2 separate regions of the Homo sapiens genome follow, and region 1 is linked to region 2. The links are chromatin contacts, found by Hi-C in ENCODE. All regions are on one chromosome and are shown on one strand. The core of a region is the stretch at or near the end of the contact, and the rest is flanking DNA. Distances in the headings are between cores, read along the strand shown.

Evidence for each region. A loop is a pair of places that touch in the nucleus more often than their neighbours do. Pooled maps may share reads with other maps.
Region 1: a loop to region 2 is called in a map of IMR-90, with 24 times the contacts of the local background. The contact joins two enhancer-like sites. A Hi-C loop is called at or near these places in 2 of 168 maps with a recorded cell type or tissue (IMR-90 and tibial artery) and 6 of 50 pooled maps.

The regions. Positions count from the first base shown.
Region 1 is chr10:45,248,493-45,255,159 of GRCh38, reverse strand. No RefSeq gene overlaps it. Among named protein-coding and RNA genes, the nearest start is that of OR13A1, 64 kb to the left of the region's middle. Within about 2 kb of position 4,904, at least 5 of the 41 ENCODE cell types and tissues checked have a DNase peak (open chromatin) inside an H3K27ac peak, as active enhancers do.
Region 2 is chr10:44,929,693-44,935,893 of GRCh38, reverse strand. It overlaps TMEM72 (transmembrane protein 72), which reads right to left. Exons shown (of 5, transcript NM_001123376.3): 3 at 3,825-3,896; 4 at 2,118-2,257; 5 at 1-1,238. The coding sequence ends at 760. All of the region lies in intron 1 of TMEM72-AS1 (TMEM72 antisense RNA 1), which reads left to right. Among named protein-coding and RNA genes, the nearest start is that of TMEM72, 21 kb to the right of the region's middle. RefSeq lists enhancers at 19-313, 2,120-2,826, 2,827-3,534. Within about 2 kb of position 3,018, at least 5 of the 41 ENCODE cell types and tissues checked have a DNase peak (open chromatin) inside an H3K27ac peak, as active enhancers do.

The DNA of each region.
Region 1 (6,667 bases), core at 3,655-6,154, 320 kb before region 2:
CATCACAAAAATGCTTCAATAAGCAATTACAAATATGCTTGAAATACATTTTAAAAATAAAGTCTCAGCAAAAAATAGAAAGTTTCAGCCAAGATAGAGAAAACATAAAGAAGAACCAAATAAAAATTTTGGAACTGAAAAATAGAGTAAATTAAAATTTTAAAACAGTGGAATGATTCAACAGCAGAATGGAGAGGACAAAGGGAAAATCAATTAACTGATAGATAAAACAATAGAATTTACTCAATTTGGGCAACAGAAAGAACATATACTGAGGCCAGGTGTGGTGGCTCATGCCTGTAATCCTAGCACTTTGGGAGGCCAAAGTGGGTGAATTTCCTGAGCTCAGGAGTTCCAGACCAGCCTGGGCAACATGGTGAAAAACCCATTTCTATCAAAAATACAAAAACTTAGCTAAGCACGGTGGTGCATGCCTGTAGTCTCAGCTGCTAGAGAGGCTGAGGCAGGAGAATCGCTTGAGCCTGGGAAGCAGAGGTTGCAGTGAGCCGAGATTGTGCCATTGCGCTCCAGCCTGGGTGACAGAGCAAAACTCTGTCTCAAAAAAAAAAAGAAAAAAAAAAAGAATATATACTGAAAAAAAAAAAAAAAAGGAAATAATAGAGCCTCATGGGCCTGTAGGACTATAACAAATGATCCAATATTTATGTAATATATGTATTCTACACATTCTATATATATTCTCTATACGTGTAGAATGCGTATCCCAAACAATGGAACTGCAAAAGATTTGAAACAAAGTGGTAGAATTGAATGGAGAAAAAAATTAATCCACAGTTACAGTTTTAGACTTCACTATTCTTCTCTCAATAACTGATAGAACAACTAGACAAAAATACAGGGTAACTCAATACCACCAATCACCAATAAAGCCTATCCAACAAAATAAAACACTCTACCCAATGATAGTAGAATTCACATTCTTTTCATGTGCCCATCAAACATACACCAACCACACACACTACACTACAAATAACATACACTAATTACATTCTGGGCCACAAAATAAATTCCAATAAATTTTAAATAATTGAAATCATACAGAATGTGTTATACGACCAGTATTCAATCATTAAGAAAAAGATAACAGGAAATTAACAGAAATCAATAGTAGAAAGATAACAGGAAAACATCTCCAAATGCTTGGAAACTAAATAACATACTTCTAACTAGTCAAAGGGTCAAGGAGGAAGTCTCAGAGGAAATAAAAAAGAAATTGAACTGAATGAAATAAAAATATAACACTTGTGTGGCACATCCTAAGTACATATATTAAAAAAGGAAAAGCATTAATAACCTAAGCTCCCAACTCAAGAACCCAGGGGCTCTTTAGTCAGCAGGTGATGAACCCTGACAGGTCTCTGTGTGACATAGCAGCACTGAGTTCATTCCTCCAATCACTGTGCTCTCCTCCCAAGTGAACAGATTTCTCTACATTGCATGGCTCTACTGGGAGCTGGGGAAGGGATGGCTCAAACATTCCCTTAGCTGCCCCAGCTTGTGTTTAGTAAGTTGCATGCTCCACCAGTCCACTGGCTCTGAGCCCACCTCAGCACTGGGATGTGCCTGGGAATTGCAAACCTTATGGCCAAAACAGCCCCTCAAGTTCACTTAGGGCCCCAGGGTACTTTAGCAAGGCTTGTTGGAACTCAAGCTCTAACTCCTGAGGTGGGAAATTCCCCTCTGGCCAGGACCAGTCAAAATTCTCCTTCCGTGGGTAGATGTCAGCTCAGTACAGCCCGGTTCTGCTTTCCACTGTGACAAGGTAGCACTGAGTTCAATGCAAAGCCTCACAACTGCTGTGCTCTCCCTCTCCAAAGCACACAGATTCTCTGTGCTGTGTGCTGCTGCTGGGGGATAGGGGAGAGGGTGGCATCAGCAATACAAGATGGTCTTTTCTACCATCTTCAATGTCTCTTTCAGCAATATGAAGTTAAAGCCAGATATTGTGATTGCTGACCTGATCTGGGGTTCTCGTGATGGTGCTTTATGTGTGTAGTTAGCTGTGAAAATTTGGTGTTCCTGCAGGAGGAATGAATGGTGTAGGCTTCTATTTGGCCTTCTTGCTCCACTCTTTCTTCTTTGATTTCTTTCATTGGCATTTTATAGTTTTGGCATACATGTTCTGTACATGTTTGTTTAGATTCAATTGGAGTATTTCATTTTATTTGGTGATTGTAAATGGTAATGTTTTAGTTTCAATGTCCACACTTTCATTGTTAGTATACAGAAATATAATTAATTTTTGTATGTTGATCTTGTATCCTGCAGCCTTGCTGAACGCACTCATTGGTTGTTGATGTTTGTAAACTTTTTGTGTATATAAATTCATTGGAATTTTCTAAATAGGCAATCATGTCATCTGCAAATAGTAACAGTTTTATTTTTCCTTTTGATCTGTGTGTCTTTTGTTTCTTTTTTATGTCTCATAGCACTGGCTAGACTTCCAGTGCTATGTTGGATGAAAGTAGGGAGTGGGCATTCTTACCTTGTTCCTGATCCTCAGGGGAAATCATTCAGTATTTCACTCTTAAGTATGATGTTAGCTGTGGGTTTTTTGTAGCAAGTTGACGATATTCCCTTATATTCCTATTTTTCTGAGAGTTTTAATATAAGTAAAAATTTGACAAATGCTTTTCTGTAGCCAATAATAGGATCATGTGAATTTTCTTTTTTAGCTTCTTAATATGGTAGATTACATTGATTTCTGAATATTAAACCAGCCATGCATACTTGGAATAAACCCCACTTTGTCATAGTATATAGTTATTTGTACATATCACTGTATTCTATTTGCTAATTTTTATTGAGAATTTTGTATCTATGTTTATGAGAGACATTGGCCTCTAGTTTTCTTTTTGTACTATCACTGTCTATTTTTGAAATAGAGTAATAATAGCTTTATAAAATGAATTGTAAAGCTTTTGTGTCTCTTCTATTTCTTTGTAAGATATTTCATAAAATAGGTGCTAATTTTTTTTTTTTTTTTTTTGAGATGGAGTCTCACTTTGTCACCAGGCTAGAGTGCAGTGGTGTGATCTTGGCTCACTGCAACCTCTGTCTTCTAGGTTCAAGTGATTCTCCTGCCTCAGCCTCCCAAGTAGCTGAGATTACAGGTACCCACCACCTAATTTTTGTATTTTTAGTAGAGACAGGGTTTCTCCATGTGGGCCAGGATGGTCTTGATCTCCTGACCTCATGATCTGCCTGCCTCAGCTTTCCAAAGTGCTGGGATTACAGGCATGAGCCACCATGCTCAGCCACAACCCAATTTTTCCTAAAACATATGGAGATTTCTTTTTGGGAGTTTTGAAATTTTGAATTCAATTTTCTTATTTGGTATAGGATTATTCAAATAATTTATTTCATATTAAGTGAGTTGTGGTATTGGTTCATCTCCTTAAAGTTGTCAAATTTATGTCTGTAGTGTTTTTAGCATTCCCTTATTATCTTTTTAATGTTTGTAGGGTCTCTATTAATGTCTCCTGTTTCATTACTGGTACTGATGATTTGAGTCTTCTCTCTTTTTTCATTGGCAGTCTTGATAGAGTTTTTCAAATTTATTGATTTTTTCAAAGAACCAGCTCTTTTTAATTGATTATCTCTTTTGTTTTTCTGTTTTTAATTTTATTGATTTCTGCTCTTATAACTATTATTTTCTTGTTTTTGCTTGCTTTGAATTTATTTTTCTCTTCTTTGTCTGGGTTCTTGAGGTGGGAGCACCTCAAAAAGTTGGGGGCACAAAATAAAGTGTAACATTTGTATTGGTTCTCTTTTTGCTTCATTGTTAGTTTGTTTCTGTAATTAGTGTTAAGTTGTGATCAGCATAAATAATGGGTTATATTATTTGCAAACCTCAGGGTAAACTCAAATAAAAAACAAAACAGATACACAAAAAATGAAAGGCAAGAAGTTAAATCTACTACCAGAGAAAATTATCTTCATTAAAAGCAAGACAAGAAGGAAGGAAAGAAGAAAGAGAAGACCACAAAATAACCAGAAACAAATAACAAAATTGCAGAAGTAAGTCCTTACTTATAATTACATTGAAAGTAAATAGACTAAACTCTCCCATTAAAAGACATAGAGTGGGCTGCAGCCAAGATGGCTGAACAGGAACAGCTCCTGTCTACAGCTCCCAGCATGAGCAATGCAGAAGATGGGTGATTTCTGCATTTCCATCTGAGGTACCGGGTTCATCTCACTAGGGAGTGCCAGACAGTGGGCGCAGGATAGTGGGTGCAGTGCACCATGTGCGAGCCGAAGAAAGGCAAGACATTGCCTCACTCAGGAAGTGCAAGGGGTCAGGGAGTTCCCTTTCCTAGCCAAAGAAAGAGGTGACAGATGGCACCTGGAAAATTGGGTCACTCCCACCCTAATACTGCACTTTTCCGATGGGCTTAAAAAATGGCGCACCAGGAGATTATATCCCACACATGGCTCAGAGGGTCCAATGCCCACGGGGTCTCGCTGATTGCTAGCACAGCAGTCTGAGATCAAACTGCAAGGTGGCAGCAAGCCTGGGGGAGCTGCTTGGTGTGGTGGCGGGCACCTGTAATCCCTTGGGAGGCTGAGGCTAGAGAATCATTTGAACTCAGGAGGCGGAGGTTGCAGTGAGCTAAGGCAAGATCACGCCATCGCATCACGCCTGTTGCTTGGGCAACAGGGCGAGACTCCATGTCAAAAAAAAAAAAATGCTTGCTAATATAAACGTGATCATAAAGACAGCAATGATTATCATGAAATTTTAACTTGCTTACCAGAAAAAGTGCATGATCTAAAACTTGGCAAATGTGCTGTTCCGTGAAACAAGGGGGTGAAGATTAGAAAACTCGAGCTTCTTCGGATTCTGAATTAACTGAAATCATATTTAAGTTGGAAAGACAGTGCCATCTAGTGGTGCATTTCTTTTTCTTTTGAAATTACTGGTTTTAGCCATTCCTGCCTTATATAATTCTAGCACTTTAGGATAATGTCAGTGGTCATGGTCATGGCTGTTCTGTGGCCTTGAGCACATCATAGCTCTGCTATGAATTTAATATTTGGAGTTAGATACACACAGATACTCATTTAGAAATACAATAGGGCGGGGCGCGGTGGCTCACGCCTGTAATCCCAGAGGCAGAGGTTGCAGTGAGCCAATATCACGCCATTGCACTCCAGCCTGGGTGACAAGAGCGAAACTCCGTCTCAAAAAAAAAAAAAAAAAAAAAAAAAAAAAAAAAAAAAAAAGAAAGAAAAAGAAAAAAGAAAAAAAAAAAGAAACAGAAAAGGGGCACTGCGGATCACGAGGTCAGCAGATCGAGACCATCCTGGCTAACACGGTGAAACCCCGTCTCTAGTAAAAATACAAAAAAAATTAGCCGGGCGCGGTGGCGGGCTCCTGCAGTCCCAGCTACTCTCGGGAGGCTGAGGCAGGAGAATGGCGTGAACCCGGGAGGCGGAGCTTGCAGTGAGCCGAGATAGCGCCACTGCAGTCCGGCCTGGAGAAAGAGGGAGACTCCGTTTCAAAAAAAAAAAAAAAAGAAAAAGAAAAAGAAATATAATGAAGATTACTCAGAAGAAAACAAATGTTTTCTAGTTATGTGTTTGAGAGAAATCCAAGCACCCACTATTTCAAAGGATGTTTCTAGAAGGCTGCCATGGCTGCGAATTGTTCTGGGTGCTGGCGACACCACAGTGAAGAAGTCAGACAGAGTCTCCGTCTCCCCACCCGTGGGACTTACATCCTTGTTGGGAAAGAGACCGGACAAAGCAAATAAACAATAAATAAGATCGGTTTTGATTATAATAGGAAAATAAAACAGGATGATGCTGGGGGAGGGCAACATTCGATAGCACGGGCTTCTCTGAGGAGGTGACATGTGAGGTGAGGGCCCATGACAGGGAGTCCTTAGCTGTGCGGGTTCAGCTTCAGCTGAGGAAAGAAGTCTCCTGGCAGGAAGAGCTGCAGGAGCAGGGCCATGGGCAGGAGTCCTCCTGGGATGAAGGAAGTGCAACCAGCAGTGAGGTGCGGGCGGCCTGGGAAGGAGGCACAGGCCAGAGCAGCTGGGGCTTGCAGACCGTGAGAAGGAGCTGGAATTTTACTTTAGGTGCAACAGGGATCTGCCGGAGCATTTTAGTCAGAGCAGGAGCAGCATCTCATTGGAGTTTGCAGACATGCAGGCAATTCAGTGGAGAACACTATGGCTGCTCCGGAATTAGTTCTATTAAGAAGATGTTTCAGTGGGAACAGGTGAAGAACAATGGTGGTCACCTGGAGATGGAGCCCTCTGAGATATGTTTTGAAGGTAGAATGGAGTGGATGTGGAGTGAAGAGAGAGGAATCAGAGATGACTGAAGTTGTAGGCTTGAAACACTGAGGTAAAGAAGTCTCAGGGAGAACAGTTTTGGGAGGGCTTGTGGAAGAGAGGAATCAAAGCACTTGTTTATTTATTTATTAGATATTTATTGAGTGCCTCTCATGTGCAGACACCTAAAAACTGGGAACATGGCAGTGAGCAGAACAGAAATCTGTGCATTCATGGAACTTGTATTCTCTTCAGCGGGAAAGACAATGAAATAAACAAGTTAGCCTGGGCAACATAACAAGACCACATCTCTAAAATTTTTTTTATTAGCTATGCATAGTGGCATGCACCTGTAGTCC
Region 2 (6,201 bases), core at 1,769-4,268:
TGGGCCCTGGCATTCACTGCGTTCAGTTTGCATCATCAACCTGGAATCTTGGAAAGGCCATGTGGTAAGGAGGCTGGAAGTCCCCAGCCATGTTTCTGGAATGAGCTTTGCTCATCTGGCCTGGCTTTCCCACAGTGAGCACAGAGCGGCATTGTTTTCCTGAGCAGCTCAGCCCCAGCCCTAGAGCATGCAGAGAATGTGGCCCACGGCCCGGCTGCTCCCACCAGAGGCCTGCAGCCTCCCCTCCCGACCCTGAGCAGTCTTGGTTGGTCAAGACCCACAGCCACCTTCTCTGCCTTAGAGATGCTTAAGTTACTGACACTTCCCTGGGCCTGCAGAGATGGGTGGACCATAGGTTCCTCACTGAGTGTTGTGCCCTGGGTTGGGAGTAAGAAAAGCCCAGAGGCTTTTGCTGGGCAGACATCCTCTGTCCCTTCTGGGCTGAGTCAATGGCACCTGCAGCCTCGTGCGCAGTGGCAGTGATGGTCTTGTTGGGGAAGCATAAGGGTTTCCCCACCTGTGGCCAGGAGGAAGGAGCTTGTGCTGGCTTGAGGTGGCGTGAGCCTTGTTTGTGCCTCCCTCGAGGCCTCTCCAGAAATGCTGGCCAGTCACACCTCCTGATGGCCTCAGGGGCCCAGCCAGTGTGGGGGTGTCTGGTTACCCCTTGAAAAGCTGACCAGAGAAGACCCTGAAACTCCAGGGAGGGCCATTGAGCTAGGTAGACCCCTCACTGAGCGTCCTCCAGGCTGGAGCAAGCGCTCAGAACAGGCCGGTGGCTGTAAGAGATGACAGGAAGAGTGGGGCCTGGGGAGGGGGAATGATGGGTGTCGTGTCAGAGGTGGTCTCCTCTGGCTCACTGTCCCCATCATCCAGACCTTCGGCGAGGGAGGGGACTATGCGGACCAAGTTGTCTTCAAAGTGCACCTGCTTCTTCTTGGCCAGGGAGTCGGCTGGCTCCAGGCTCAGCTCCATCAGGGTGTTGGGGGGCTGGAGGGCACTGGGCTTCTTAGTCCCCTTCAGGATACTCTTCATGTGGATGAAAAGGGAGCTGGGCCCCTCCTTGAGGGCCCCATGGAAAGTGTAGGTTTGCTCTGTGTCCCCAGAGCCGGTGGTGCTCACAGCGCTGCTAGAGGGGTCTGTGTACTGCTCTGGGGAGGCCAGCACCTCGGGGGCAGCTTTCCTCTTCTTCCGCTTGCTCAGAAGGAAGTAGGCCAGGCCGGTGATGATGAGCATGGAGCCTGGAAAAGAGCCAGAGGTCAGGGCTCTAGAGGAGTCACGGAAAAAATCCGGAGTCCTTGCAAGCATGTCGTGCAGCAGAGCTCCTGCAACCCGGCGCTGTGTGGCCATTCACAGGCCCCTGTGGCCCTGGCCCTCTTGCCTGGCTTGTCCTCACACCCCACATCAGATTTGGGGGTCCACTTGGAGGCTGGGATGGGGATGCTAAATGGCAGGAAGGATGGAGGCTCTGCTTTTCAACATGGTCTCCCTGGAGGGCTGTCTTCCCTGTATTGTAGATGGGTTCATGAGGAGGGGGCACAGTTTTCACAGATAGGGAGCAGAGAGGAGAAGGACACTAGCAGAAAAGGTCGTGGATGAAACTGAAAAGGTGGGAGCAAGAAATCCTGGGTTCTCTGACCAGAAACCAGCTGGCCAGTGGTATGCACCCGTGAAGTGGAAGTAGGAGATGAGGCTGTGAAGATTTTCTGGGGTCCCACCCTGAAGTGCCTTTCAAACCAGGCTGAGGAGTTTGGACCTGAATGAGTAGGCACTGGGGAGATTCAGAAGGGTTTGGGCAGGGAAGTGGCCATGTCACACCCTTGGGAAGCTCAGACCACACATGGTCAGTGGGAGGAAAGGTGAGGTCCCCTTTGCGGTTCCACTTCTGTACGGCTCTGTGAAGGAAGGATGCACTTCTTGGGACATTCCTGCCATTTGATCAGCATGGAGTATGTCTGGCATTCCGATGATTCCTCATGTCCACCCTCTAGGTCAGAGAGGGCAGTGGGGCAGGTAAGGTCCCTGGAGCCACCACTGGAGCTAGACTTTGAGGGGCTCAGCTCCTCCTGCTCAGAGTCCACCTGTGCTGGGGCTGCATATCTCTACCCCTGTGCTCTTACCTGGGATGGTCACGTGCCAGACCAGGACCGGGTGGAGGAAGCAGGCCACCGACAGCAGCAGGTAGGCCAGGAACTTCTGGAAGCAGCCCAGCCAGTGGGCTTTCTCCCTTACTCTGTCTGCCAGGGACCCTGGTTGACACCTGGGGAGAGGGAGTCCAGGTTAGCATAATGTGTCCCAGGAAAACCCCAGCAAGACTGGATGCCATGGAGTCTGGGCCAGGCCCTGCTGTGGGCATGCTCTGCAGTGGGCCCTGGCTGAACAGAAAGCCCTAGCGGTCCTTGGTGTGGGTTCCACAATGAGTGGATTTGCCTGAGTCCCTCTAGAGGGTCCACAAGTTTTTGAAAGGCTGCCCAGACCTGTTTTTCTGGTCGAAGGGGAAGCAAGTTAAATGTTCTCAGGATGCTGCATGAGTTAGTGAGGAAGACAGCTGGAGGCTCAGGGCTCACTGGGAAGTCTGCACTAATGCAGAGAAAGTGTGCAGTTTGGGAGCCACCTGCCTGGGACAGTTGTGCTTGTAGTGCACTGCATAAGAGGCTTGGCCAGGTGAGTGAGCAGGCTGGCACCCAGCTGTGCCCTGTTCACCCAGCCTTGCTTAGGCACAGTACAGTGTTGGCCCAGAAGGGCTTCTTTTCTAACTGTATACACAGGGACCACACATAGCCCTGGCAGAAGCCTGATGCTGAGCAGCTTCCTTCAGGGGCGCTGCCTCCATGTTTCACAGGGGGCAAGTGCCTGCCTTTAGACCCAGCGCCTCCATCCTCTGAATTGGCCTAGAGCTGGGGCTCTACACAGCCACATCCTGCCCCTCTAGCTTTGAGGGAGTGCTCAGGCTGTCCAGGTGGCCCAAAGCACTGCTCTCTTATGCTCGCAGGCTGGACTGCCATGGCTCACTGGTGCCCCCTGGTGCCCATTCCTGCGTGTGTGTGGTGGCAGGGTGCGGTGGAGTCCATCCAGGGTCCATTCCTCCCCAGCCTTCTCCCCAGCTGAAGTTTCAAGCACAGCTTGGCAGTGGAATTCAGCAGAAAGGGGAAAGCTTTCTGCCTTAGGGCTGGTGAGCCTGAGAGGCAGCCAGTGGCCTTGCAAGGTGCTGGGACATCTGGATCTGAAGACTGGCTCTCTCACTGACCACCCAGGGACCAGTGTCTAGGTTCTGAGAGCCGCAGTCCTCGGTCTCACCGATAACAGCTTCCACATACTGAGTGTAGGCTGGGAAGCAGCAAGGGCCTCACGAGATCCTGCAGGGTCTGCACTCCTGCCCCACGAAGGGGTGTAGAGACATACTGCCCCTGACTTGCCCCCGGGCCCTAGGAAGAGACAGAGCCAGTTCCCAAACCCAGGTCTGCTCACTCCCAGCTGGGCCTTCTGCAGGGTCCTCACCCCATGGCAGATGGCTCAGACACTGGGGCCCAGTGACTGGCTGCTCCTGGTGAGGGGGAGCTGGACTTTTCTGGGGATTCTGGGCAAGGACAGGCCCTGAATGACTGTGTCAGTTGGTTCTCTTGGTTGGGACCAGGGCAAAGAAGGCAATGGAGCCCCTTGGGCCTGTGCCCACCTCCAGGCCAGGCTGATTGTACCTCGGTGGGGGGCTCCTGTCCACAGTGGCTTCAGGAGCAGGACATCCCCTGGTTGTGGGCTCTTGGGTGGAGACATCTGTGGTGTCTGGGGCTGGGGTGGACAATGGAGGGGTCTCTCTGGAAACTACTTACTGGAAGCAGATGGCCAGCAGCTGAGCCACAAAGTAGGCCCCTTCACATATGGAGACAGCGGCTCCTGTAAACCTGCAGGTGGAGACAGGTGAGGGAGGCTGGCGCCTCTGTCTTCCTTTGCTTTCCTGAGGGCTGTCTTCTCACACGTGGCCTCCTGACATCACATCTACAGCCAATGGACTCACCTGGATTCCCCCAGACAACATTCACCACGGGCTGTCTCCAGGACATGGCGTGTTCCGGACTGGGCCATGCTGGGGAGAGGTGGGGTCTGGGGTTCAGAGATGGGTGGGGAGGGCACCGTGGCCAGCAGGTGACATGGCCTTCACCTGGCACCCTGTGTGACACTGGCAGGCACATCCTTCTACCTGCTGGTCACCAGGATGGACACCCACTGCCTGTGTTCCAGCCTTAAACCTGGACCTGTTCCTGACCCTTTCCTTCTTCCTTTTCCTATTATCCAAATAGTCACCAGGAGCTGTTGATTACATTCCTTCAATACCTTCCAAATCGCTCCTGTTCTCTGACCTCATGGGCATTGCCTGGGTTCAGGCCCTGCCCCCTGGACCCCTGCACCAGTTCCACTTCCTCACTTACCCCAGGCCTGTCTCCTGCTCCCCCACTGTGTCACTCTGGGCTGCCTGACACCTGAATCTGATCATGTTCCTCCTGATACAGGATGCCTCAAAGGCTCCTTGTGCTCCCAGTGTGGTCCATGGATCCTGCAATCAGCATCTCCTGAGGAATGTGTAGAATTCATGGCTCCCAGGCCACCCCTAGACTCACATCAGAATCCTTGGAAATGGAATATGTACTTACGGAGGGTCTCACTGCCTATCCTCCATGTTCCCTTGACAACACAAGAAGCTATCAGGTGCCACAGGGCTTTTGCACAAGTGAGCTTTTCCTGGAAGGCCTTCCCCTTCCCTCTCCAGTCTGTCTGGTGACCTCCTCTTACTTCTCCATGTGGTACCATATGACCAGAGTCACTAGTCTGTGAACCCCCAGAGGGCGTTCCCTGTCTAATTCTTCTGTACAGCCCAGGCTCACAGTGGGTCGGGCTTATTGGGCTCCATTAATGAGCATTGCAATAAATGAAGGAATGAAAGTGGATAGTGTTGTGCAGAAGGTGGCTTGGGGTCAGGGTTTCCTCAGAGCCATGGGTGTTTCTAGATTGTGTGATCACAGGTGAGAGGTGTGACCTTTCTCTGTCTTAGTTTCCTCAGCTGTAAACTGGGGTTATTATAGTGCATCAACAGTAAAACTGTTCTAAGAATTAAATGATATTTGTAAAGCACTTAGGACCATGCTTGGCACACAGTGATTATATCAATTCTAGTTATCATTTCTCTCTCCCTGTGATTAGTTAGATCATTTAGTGATCTCCACTCCTCTCAGTCTCTATGCCTCCCAGTGTGAGCCTAACTCTTACCCCTTGGTTTTAAAATGATAATAACTAACATTTATGTAATGATTGCTATGGGCCAGGCATAATTCTAAAGGCCTTACAAATATCAACTCATTTAGTCCTTGCAACAATTTTATAATAAGTACTATATTATATTATAATAAACACTATAATTACTGTCAGTTTACCGATGAGGAAACTAAGGCACAGAGAGGTTTGCCCCATCACCAATGGCCCCTTATCAGTAGCAGGGGGAAGATCAGAACCTAGCACGCAGGCTCCAGAGCTTGTGTGCCTAACAGGCACATCAAGACGTGTTTTGCAAAATAATTGCCACTGCCTTTTTCTATGCCCTGGGACAGAGGGGTATATCAAGGCTTGGGGAATAAAGCGACTCATTCAGACTTCCTGTCTGGTGCTATTGAGTGGCAGGGAGGGACAGACAGGGCAGGTACTGAGTGCTGATCCTGCAGGTGTTAGAGAACAGGGCACAGCAAGGGGCAGGGGACCCCAGGCTGGACTGGACCACCCAGAGACCACATGGGCATAGGGTCCCCTCAAAACAGAGACAAAACAGGGTTCTGGGCAGAAGGCAGCCTGCATTCACCTGCCATGGCCTGACCCGAGAGTTAGGGACCCACTGGAGAGGAGGAAGGCCCGCCTGCTTCTGGATCCCAGGGCAATGGTGCACAGCGGCTAGGGACATGGTCAGTTAGACACGGAGGGTGTTCAGAACCAGGAGAAGTCACTGCCAGCCAGCAGGGGCTCCAGGCTCAGGGCACAATTGCCAGGGCAGAATGCCAGGAAGGAGTGTCAGGCATTGGGCAGGTGGAAATGGGTGGACGGTGCTTGGGCACCCAACAGAATGAGTGAAGCTTGGAGGCGAGGCCATGCTGGTGAGTTTGAAAAAGAGTCAGAAGCCTCCTGCTGTACATGAGTGGCAAGAAGTGAGGCAGAGGCCAGAATATG